Regions from separate parts of the Homo sapiens genome. Here region 1 is linked to region 2. A link is a contact called in ENCODE Hi-C or POLR2A ChIA-PET data. All regions are on one chromosome and are shown on one strand. The core of a region is the stretch at or near the end of the contact, and the rest is flanking DNA. Distances in the headings are between cores, read along the strand shown.

Region 1 (4,590 bases), core at 1-2,500, 1.0 Mb before region 2:
ATCTGTTCATAGCATTTGGTCCTCATGTTCTTTCTCTATTCTGAGAGGCCCTCCCTGTAGGGGATCACTGATGTGTATGTCATACCTGCTATGAGCTAACCTCAGTGGGGAGTCTTCAAGGAAGTCTACAGTGAACAACTCAGTTCTCTAAAGGAATTGTGATTTTCCTAAGAACTGCATAGGCGCTTTCCTGATGGTTTGCATTTCCACATTCTAAAACAGAGCATGGACAGAGGCTCTTTACTGTCCTTCACTCCTATTCAAGAGCAAGGTTGTTGCCACTGGTGTTATTTCCGGTGTTTAAAGGCAAATAGATAAAAAGAATGGAGAAGGCCTTTCACACCCAAAGTGAAACGCGTCCTCTTCTCATGCATCCCGCTTCCCCTCCTGACTTCCTCCTCTATTATTAATAGCACCAGCATCCTCCTAATGACCTAGCCTGGAATCTGCAGAATCATTCTTGACCACGGGTCCTCTCTAGGCCACCCACGTTAAATTGCTTCAGTTCATCTTTTTCTTCTGTTTCCCTGACCACCAGCCTACATTAGGCTCTTGTTACCACTTAACTGGGCGCCTGAAATAAGCTCAGCAGCTGAGAGAGTCTTGAGCCATTTCCATTTTCAAGGCTCCTCGTATACTAACAGAAAGAAAGAATTTCAAGACAGGATTATGGAAATTCAGTTTGCTTATATAGTTTAAGAAATTAATGCTTTTAATACACACAAAAATACTGCTATACATTCATACTATTTACAAGTAATTACAAAATGTATTAAAACATTATTCATTTTTTGGTACCACATTCCTTGTGGAACCTGAGTCTACAGCTGAATGGTGAGCATCTTTCAGTCCTGTTGCCATGGGCCTCTTTGACTGACTGTGTAGCCTCACTTGGAGATCAGGTTTTTTTTATGAACACAGGGCTTGGCCACATGGCTTCTCTGCTCATGTTTGCTTAAAGGCTTTACCTAACTGCTCTTTTCTCTGCCAGGCTTCCTGTTCTCATTCATCCTATGTGGTTTTGCAGGATTAAGTTTCTTAAAGCTTAGCTATAATGATGTGAAATTGCCATTCAGCAATCTTTAGGGGTCTCAGAAATGAAGATACACACTGTTCCTTAAATATTCTGTCCAGCTGGTATTTGTACCTTTCACCTCCATTCTGCACAGTAGTAGCCCTTGGCTACTCGTGCAGTATGTGCATGCTGTTTCCCACCATTAAGCAACCTTCTTAGGAAGTGTTGAGCAATGCTTTGCTCCTGAAGGGAATTGAAATTCAGAAATTACACTTCATAGGGAAGTGGCTCTGTTTTCATCTGCTCAGCCTTATTTCAGAAAGTCATGGGGAGTTAGCACTGGAGGGATCTCAGATTCCTGCCTGGGCTAGGGATTTTTGTTTTTTTTTAAACACACTTCACTGGTGGATTCCAAGGTAGAATTCTTGGTTTTGGCAACCTGTGTTCTAGACTAACATCCTCATTTTGTTGGATAAGACAGCCAGGTTCAAATAGGGAAATGAATTTGTCTCAGGGCAGAGGGTCATGTCCTGACCTGTCTGACTACAGATTCAGTGATCTTTGAACTGGAGAATGTGGCCTTACATAATAAATATTAACCAAGTTGATGCCATGATAGGCACAATATATATTTTATATATATATACACACACCAAGAGTGGCACATTTGTATCTGAAAGTTATGCATCTGATTGCCGAGTGGGTGAAGTGGCACTCTAGACTGTGAAAGCCTGGAATGACTGCCTTCAGCATGCAGAAACAGGCTTTTCAACTGTGGCCTCAGCAAAGATTCCCCAGGGGTTGTCCATTGAGCTATTAGAGTCATAGCTGAAAATTCACAGCGTGGCTTGTGAGTTAAGTCTTTAGAAGGAGACCATCAGCTTGTATTTTGCTTTGATTGTTTATTTTAGAATTCTGGTTGATTTCTAGATTTTTCTTTCCTTATAGAAAAATCCTTCACTTCTAAAGAAACTATTTTTTGAATCACTGCAGTGCTCTAACGGGCTACACATAGGCGTTGGTAATCTGGGATGTAATTCCTCACCCCTGGTGGTGCCGAACAGACATGGTTTCATTAATCAATGCCTGAGCTTGGTGACTTGGGCTGAGCTCAGGCTCATGTAGCACTCTGATGGCGCATTGGGTAGGGGATTGCATTCAGAACCTTTGCCTAATGGAGCAGCATAAGTGAGGTCAGCTGTACAGCTTATCTCATAGACCCAGGTTGGGATCAGAGCAGAAAGCCAAGTGGAAAGGAAGATAGTGCTCTGCCCTGTCCCCTTCCCTCCTCTTCCTCCTGGTTAACCGCTCTGACCTGTCCTCTGTTCTCAACCTAATTTTCACATCTTCAGGGAGGATTTCCTCAGCCTCTCACACCAGGTCAGGCCCCTGGCTACATATTCTTATAGTCCTCTGTGTTTTTCTCCATCGCAATTAAGACAATAAACAATATATTATTATGTAGGTGATGATGTGTGTGACCTCTGTCATCCCCACCAGACTCTGCGGGGATGAAGACTTTTCTGATTCTCTTTACTTGGTAAATTGCTTTAGCTCCAGGCTGCAGTCTACCCAAGCATGCTCCTGCAGCCCTCCTGTGACATTGCGATTTAATAGTGTCCCCTGCTCAAGGGCACACTGCATGAAGGATTTCCTACTCCTGGGCTCCTAGGAGTCCACGAACACAACTTAAATGCTTCCTGTGGTGGGTAAAACTTGAAGCTGTATTGCCTCATGATTAAGCTGAGCATGTGAAGAGCCACCAGTCATGGGTGTAAGTTCTGGCTCTACTATTTAACTGGCTGTGTGACCTTGGCAATTTTCTTTACCTCTTGAAGTTTTGACTTATTCAATTATTAAACAGGAAGAATAATACTGGCTACTTCGTAGGCTGTTGTGAAAATTTGATAAGGCCTGTGAAATATATGCAGTATAGTAAGTGCAGGTGATACAATTTCTTTTACAACATTTATTTATTTAAAATATTAATGAATAAATACATAAATATTTTAAAAGTCTCACCGTGTCTCCCAGGCTAGAATGCAGTGGTACAATCATAGCTTACTACAGCTTCAAATGATCCTCCCTCAGCCTCCCAAAGGGCTGGGATAACAGGCATGAACCATGGTGCCCAGCCTCTGTTTTTAATTTTGAAATGTCAACATGGATTTGATGGTGGTCTCTGATATTGACTTCTTCAGGATTAAGCCCTCCATGACAGGGATGTATTCTAAACTGTGTGGACAGGAGGAAGATGCATTTGTTTACAATGGACAGAAGTAAGAAAAGTAAGAAATGTCATAGAACTATGTCTGGGGGTCAGGTGACAAGCACTGTGTCATTTCTAGCCCTGTGTCCCCTGCAGGTGCTTTCTTCTGTGGACCCTCTGCTCCTTCTGTTGAGGGAGAATTTTGGATGAGAGCTGGATAATTTCCCAAAATTCGCTCAACTGTGAAGCTCTGGAACTCAAGTTGCTGTGCTGCAAAGCTGTCTGAGGACAGGCCGTGGTGGCAGAGAGGGGCAGGGAAGACAGGCAATTTGGCATGGAGATGATGGGCACATTTGTCACATGACCTGGGTTTGATTCCCAGCTGCATCGTATACTAATTGTGTGTCCTAGGGCAAATGATTTAGTCTCTCTAAGCCTCAGAGGCCCCAAAGGAGGAAGAATGATGTAAATGGCCCAGCACCATCCTGGGTGCGTGGAAAACTCTAATTATGATAATGTCCTGGAACGTTCTGCAGTGAACAAGACAGACCACATTACTGCCTTCGTGTTGCCTGGTGATCAGAGTGATTATTGCTGGTTTTGGGGAAAACAGCATTCTGAGGCATGGAACGGTTTTCTTCCCTGCTCTGTGATGCAGGGTGCTCTTGTTGTGTTCACTCCTGCAGGTCACCTGCTCCCCAGCAGGGTGACAGTGAAGTGTGAGTGCAGTGGACTGCACAGTGGCAAAGGCCACATGACTCCTGAATGCATCCTGTGGACAGGCCAAGCGCTGTGCCCTGTGTGAATCATCAGGTGAACTCTCATACAATTCTAGGGTGTAAGAACTCCTATTACCTCCTGTTTTACAGATGAGGAAACCAAGGTTTATAGGGTTAATTAACTTGCCCAAGATAAAGCAGCTGATGGGTAGTGAAGGCAGGAGTCACACAGCCCGTGACTGTTTCTGCCCACTTGGCCCTCTTCTCAGGCTAGAGAACAGCTATGATGTCCCTGATAAAGTCACACTGTGGAAAGTGGAAAGTATCTGACTTAGATGTCCTGCATCTGCTAGATGTCCTGCTTGTGCCTACTACAGCAACTCAGAGAGCTGTTAGGTGACTTATCTGAGATAATGCGTGTAAAGTGCTTAAGTGCTTAGCATGGTGCCTGTCACATTGTCAACACTTAGTATGCGCTTGCTGTTACTATGATTATATTACCTGGGCCAAAGAATGCCACTTCACTCTATCCTTCTTCATAGTGGTTATGTTCTAATAATATTTTATTACATTTACAGTTAACTCTTTAACAACATGGGGGTTAGGGGTGCTGTCCCCCAGAGTTATTGAAAACTGCATATAACTTT
Region 2 (4,776 bases), core at 1,289-3,788:
GGTCTGCAGGTCACCCGGGCATTGTCTCGTCTAAACTGGGCTCAGCTAGGTGGCTCTACCTCAAGCTATAAGTCTGGCTACACCTAGCCCCATGCTATGGGTTCTTTATGTATTCCTCTAGGCTTCAAGCTGAGGGGAAGCAGATAACTGAGAGAGAAATGATGCCTCTTATAGTCCAAGTGCAGAACTGGTACATGGTCACAGCCATCCACACTGCATTGACCAAAGCAAGTCACAGCCAGTGGAAAAATTGACTCTGCCTTTTGTGGGAGGGACTGCAATATCACATGGCAAAGGGTGTGGACCCAAAAACAGCTGAAGCATGAGGTCAATAATTCCATCTACCAAAGACATTTTCTGATTTGGAAAGGAATGGCTAATGTAGAGGGAATAGAATAGATAGAGAGGATCTATACAATCCCACTGACTTTCAAACGATTTGCCAGAAAGGGCTTTGCCTATGAATAAAACACCACATCTCATTTCTCTAACAAAGAAGACAATTAAAGACAAACCCTCCCACCCTCCCACTTTCCCCTTCTTTTTCCTTACAAAGTATACGAAATTGTAGGATGCCAAAATATTAGGCAAGCCTGACTAAAAAGAGAGATCCCTCAAGTCTCAAATTTCAACCATCTATAAAAGTAGCATTTGGAAAATTTCTGTGAAAAATGCAAACCTTTGCACTTGGGTCTCAGAGTCCCCATTTTATCTACACCTCTGTAATCTGTAAACACAGACGCCATCCTAACTGCATGACAAATAGGAACAAGTATCCTAATTAAACAAAAAGACAAAAGACCCTAGAAACATAAATTGGAAAGGACTCAGGTCATATTTTATTACAGAAAGCCAGGGAATGCCTCTAGCAATGTCACATTACTGGATAGAGCTGTATTTACATTTTGTTGAGTTGGTCCAGCAGTTCTAATGATGGGGCTGTTTTTGAATCAGGGAGATGGTTCCAATGAAAAACTGGATAGGTCTGTCTTTTCAGCAGAAATCTCCCTGGTATCATTTTCTTTTCTATTCTATTTAGGCAAGCTCCACAGTGCTAACTATTTCAGTTCCCAAGAGGCAAGGAAACTTGATGAGCTCTTTCTTGGGGTCTGTGTGGCATCTGGGTACCCTCTTGCTCCCACTCTCTAATGAACTATGGGGAAATTCTTCATGTAGCTTGGTGTACAGGTCAGCATCCAGATGTCTTCTTACCCCAAACTACAGGGTCTACAGGGTTGTTCAGCCCTTCCTTCCATTCAGCAAGTAGTTACAGATCTCCCATGGTGTGCCCAGCATTGTTGCCAGGCAATGGAGGGTAGCAAAGGAGGGGGGTGTGAAATTATGTTCTCTGCACAAAAAGCAGTATTGTCTATCCACTCACTAGGTTCAGAGCTTTAGTGGCTTTAGTTGCACTACAACTGGACAACTAGGGGTTAAGTGTTTTGAGCTTTGCTTATAAAAAGACAGACCCAAATCAGATAAGGTAACTAATTTAGAAGCAATTACAATGCATTTTATCCTATTCTTTTGCCAAAGAGCACCTTATCTAAGCTGGCTTTCCTTTTTACTTTTCCTTTTAAGTCTCAAAAATATCTCATTCAGGGTCAGGAAAAAGAAGACGCACAGACCAAGCATTTTGAAAAGGGGATGATGAATGCATTGGATGCTTACACTGTGTTGAAGAGGGAATTTGGATCCAACACCCACCAGGTCTTAGGGCTTGACAGACTCACTCGAGTATGCCTGACCAACCTCATATTCTGGTGGGGATTTTTGTTTTCCATGAACATATGGATTGTGTTAGTCTTTAGGAAGCACTTAAGCTAAAAAAGAAAACAAAGTTAAGATACAGTACTTTTTATTATATGAAAGCCTAGTTCCTCTTTTTGTACTATTTAGTATTCTGCCCCTGGTTATTTCAAAATAAACAATTTTTGAAGATAAGTAAATAAGCATTGCTATTGAATACAGTGGTTCTCATACTCTTGGATGCATAAGAATCCCCTTGGGAGTTTGTTAAAAATCCAGATTTCAATACAGTAGACCTAGATAATAACCCGCAAAATTTCCATTTTTAATCATTTCTCCAGAAGATGTGGTTTACAAACAAGACTTTGAACATCACTGGTCTAATTACCTTTCTGATTGTCTTTGGTTGACTCTTAGTCATTTGTATTATGGCTTACTTCTGACTCTACCAGTGAATGACAAAGCATGACCTATTCTTGCTTTTCAGAAAGCACTTGCCTCTCCCTGGCTATATTCATTTGTGATTGGCCCAAGATGAGAGAGATATCACCTGAGTCATCAGAGAAGGAGGCTTGAGCCACTTTGTCCCAGGACTCAGAGGAAAATATGGGAGACCTCTAGACCAGTGCTTTTGAACCAGGAGCAATTTTGCTCTCTACATTTAACAGTATCTGGAGACATTTTTGGCTATCACAATCTCAGCATGAGGGGGGACAGTGAGGAACGCTACTTGCATCTGGTGGGTGGAGACAGCGTTGCTGCTAAACATCCTGTCATGCAGAGTACACCCCTCCACAACAAAGCCTTCTCCAGCACAAAGTGTCAACCAGGCTGAGGTTGAGAAATCCTGCTTTAGGCCCAGCTGTTCTTTGAAGAGAATTTGGAGAGTTTACACCCCATTTCCACATGCCCAAAAGATATATTGAGCCCAGATGGTGAGAGTCTTGAATGCCATTATTAGGCATGTAGACGTGATTTCATATTTAGTAAGCTTAGAAAAATAAGAAAAATCACCTGTGCTTGCAAAACAATTAGCCAAGAGGAGTAGTGATGACCAATGCGAAATAAATAGCTCTTAATAGACACATGCATGTCGAATTTTGACACTAAGAAAACCACATTGTAGTGGGTCAGTGTGTCTAAATAATTGGTTTTAGCTAATTTTGTTGTAGCACAAACTCATTAAGATGTGGCCAGGGACATAGATAAAAACAGCACAGTCCTTGCCCTCAAATAAATTATTTTCTGAGTGGAGATCATGTGTACCCCAAAACTCATAATGTAAAGTGGAGCAAGATGAACTCAAAATGCAGCATATGAAACTACAGTAAATAGGAGAGGGGAACCTGGCTGTCCCGATGGAGGGAGACTAGGTAGGCATGGGAGGAAGGATCAGGGAAGCATATGTGATATTTCTTGAGTTTGCTCTTAAAAAATACGTATGATTTTGACAGAAGACATGGAAACAAAGTTATTCAAGCAAAGATTCAGAGGCAGAAATGTACAGGGTGGTGGTGGGGTGGGGATAGTGGTCCCAGATGAGTGAAGAGGAAGGTTTCATTGGTATGTGAGGGAGAGAAGTGAAATTGACCCCGTTTGGGAAGGTTCTGACTGCTTGGCTAATGTGTTCGCACTCTGTTCTGTGGGGAGCCAAAGGACCACCCAGGTCCTTGATCCTGGGAGATTCTGATTCCTAATCTAATCCCCGTAGCTCTAAACAGTTCTCGGGCGAGTCAATAAGGCATGCAGGCACACACTCGCTCTGTGGGTCTAGCTGCACCTTTCCCCTTCTTCTCAGTTCCCATTTTCCACCTGCAGACTCGGCTCTCTAGAGGCCTGTTGACCATTAAGTTGTGGGTGACAGGTAAGAGATGTGATTGTTTGCAGGTCCTGTGAAGAGTGTAAGGAGAATTTCCAGATTTTCCAGGCTCCTGGCTCTCATTAACCTCAGGAGCACAAAGATCACCTCTCCTTATTCACAAAGCCAGCACTATACTTCGATGTCAGGAATGAGTGGAGGTAGGTTAGTTGTCCATGCTCTTTCACCAAGGCAGCCAGCCATGCTAACTCCATGTCAATATACACTTATTTTAAACTGCTTCCTTCAACAGGGTACCACCACCTAAACTACTCTCAATCTTTAAAGTTAGCAGGTAGTTACTCAAGTAAAAGTGTAAATACAAATGGCAGCTTTCCTATAAATACTAAAAGTATAAGTAGAAGACAGCACAAAAGTGACAGATATCCCTCTGGATAAGCAGTCCCTGAGAACCAAACCAGCAGAAGAGACTTTTGATGAAGGTTGCACAAATTAGCAAGAGGATTTCATGTTCTTGGAGCCATGTTCCCAAAACTATGTTCCATGAACGCATTCAGGGTCCCTGAGACCATATTAGGTGTTCCACAAAAGCAACTCCACAGTCAAGTAGGTGTGGAAAATTCCAAACAATACTCTAGGCCCTCCATAGTCTCTGATGAAGTTTCAAAATTCCCCCGCATGGGATGGCATTAAATATTCTAAATACTAAAGAAAAAGATGTGTCTGACTTTGATCAACCCAGATTTTCCAAATAAACTTCTTTTATTTAAGGCTTTTAATTTATTTTTTTAAGTAGTGTATCTACCAACATTTCATGGGTACTTAGATATTTAGCAAGCACTTCCCATGTGCCAGGTGCTGTGCTAAATAATTTACATAATATTAATTCACTTGATTCTCATACCTACAAGGCAGATAGGATTCTCTTATTTTACAGATGAAGAAACTAAAATCCACCGTAGGGGTGTCCATGTTATCCAGGCAGCAAGGTCCCGTGGTGCATGTTTCTTTAAACAATACAAGGAACACAGCATAGGAAGCACAGTGTTTCAGAGGGGCTGCCCTGACAAAGAACATAAAGATAATCTGTCTCTTTTGTTGAGAAAGTGCCTTACGTACTTGTGCTACTCCTAGGTACCCCATGGGTGTATATCTCTGTGCTGTGGTTTAAATAAACTCTTTCATCATAATGAGTTGGAGACAAAGGT

What was found. Hi-C counts contacts between places; a loop is a spot of excess contacts on that map. ChIA-PET counts read pairs that join two places held with the same protein, here RNA polymerase II (POLR2A).
Region 1: a map with no recorded cell type shows a loop between it and region 2 (11-fold over the local background). The contact joins two enhancer-like sites. A Hi-C loop is called at or near these places in 1 of 37 single-sample maps with no recorded cell type. POLR2A ChIA-PET finds 5 or more read pairs at or near these places in 1 of 52 experiments (OCI-LY7).

What each region holds. Positions count from the first base shown.
Region 1 is chr10:89,238,876-89,243,465 of GRCh38, reverse strand. The region is part of intron 3 of LIPA (lipase A, lysosomal acid type); the gene reads left to right. Among named protein-coding and RNA genes, the nearest start is that of LIPA, 11 kb to the left of the region's middle. Within about 2 kb of position 1,250, at least 2 of the 41 ENCODE cell types and tissues checked have a DNase peak (open chromatin) inside an H3K27ac peak, as active enhancers do.
Region 2 is chr10:88,191,978-88,196,753 of GRCh38, reverse strand. All of the region lies in intron 1 of LOC101929727 (a long non-coding RNA gene), which reads right to left. It also overlaps a transcript of RNLS not described here. Among named protein-coding and RNA genes, the nearest start is that of PTEN, 330 kb to the right of the region's middle. Within about 2 kb of position 2,538, at least 3 of the 41 ENCODE cell types and tissues checked have a DNase peak (open chromatin) inside an H3K27ac peak, as active enhancers do.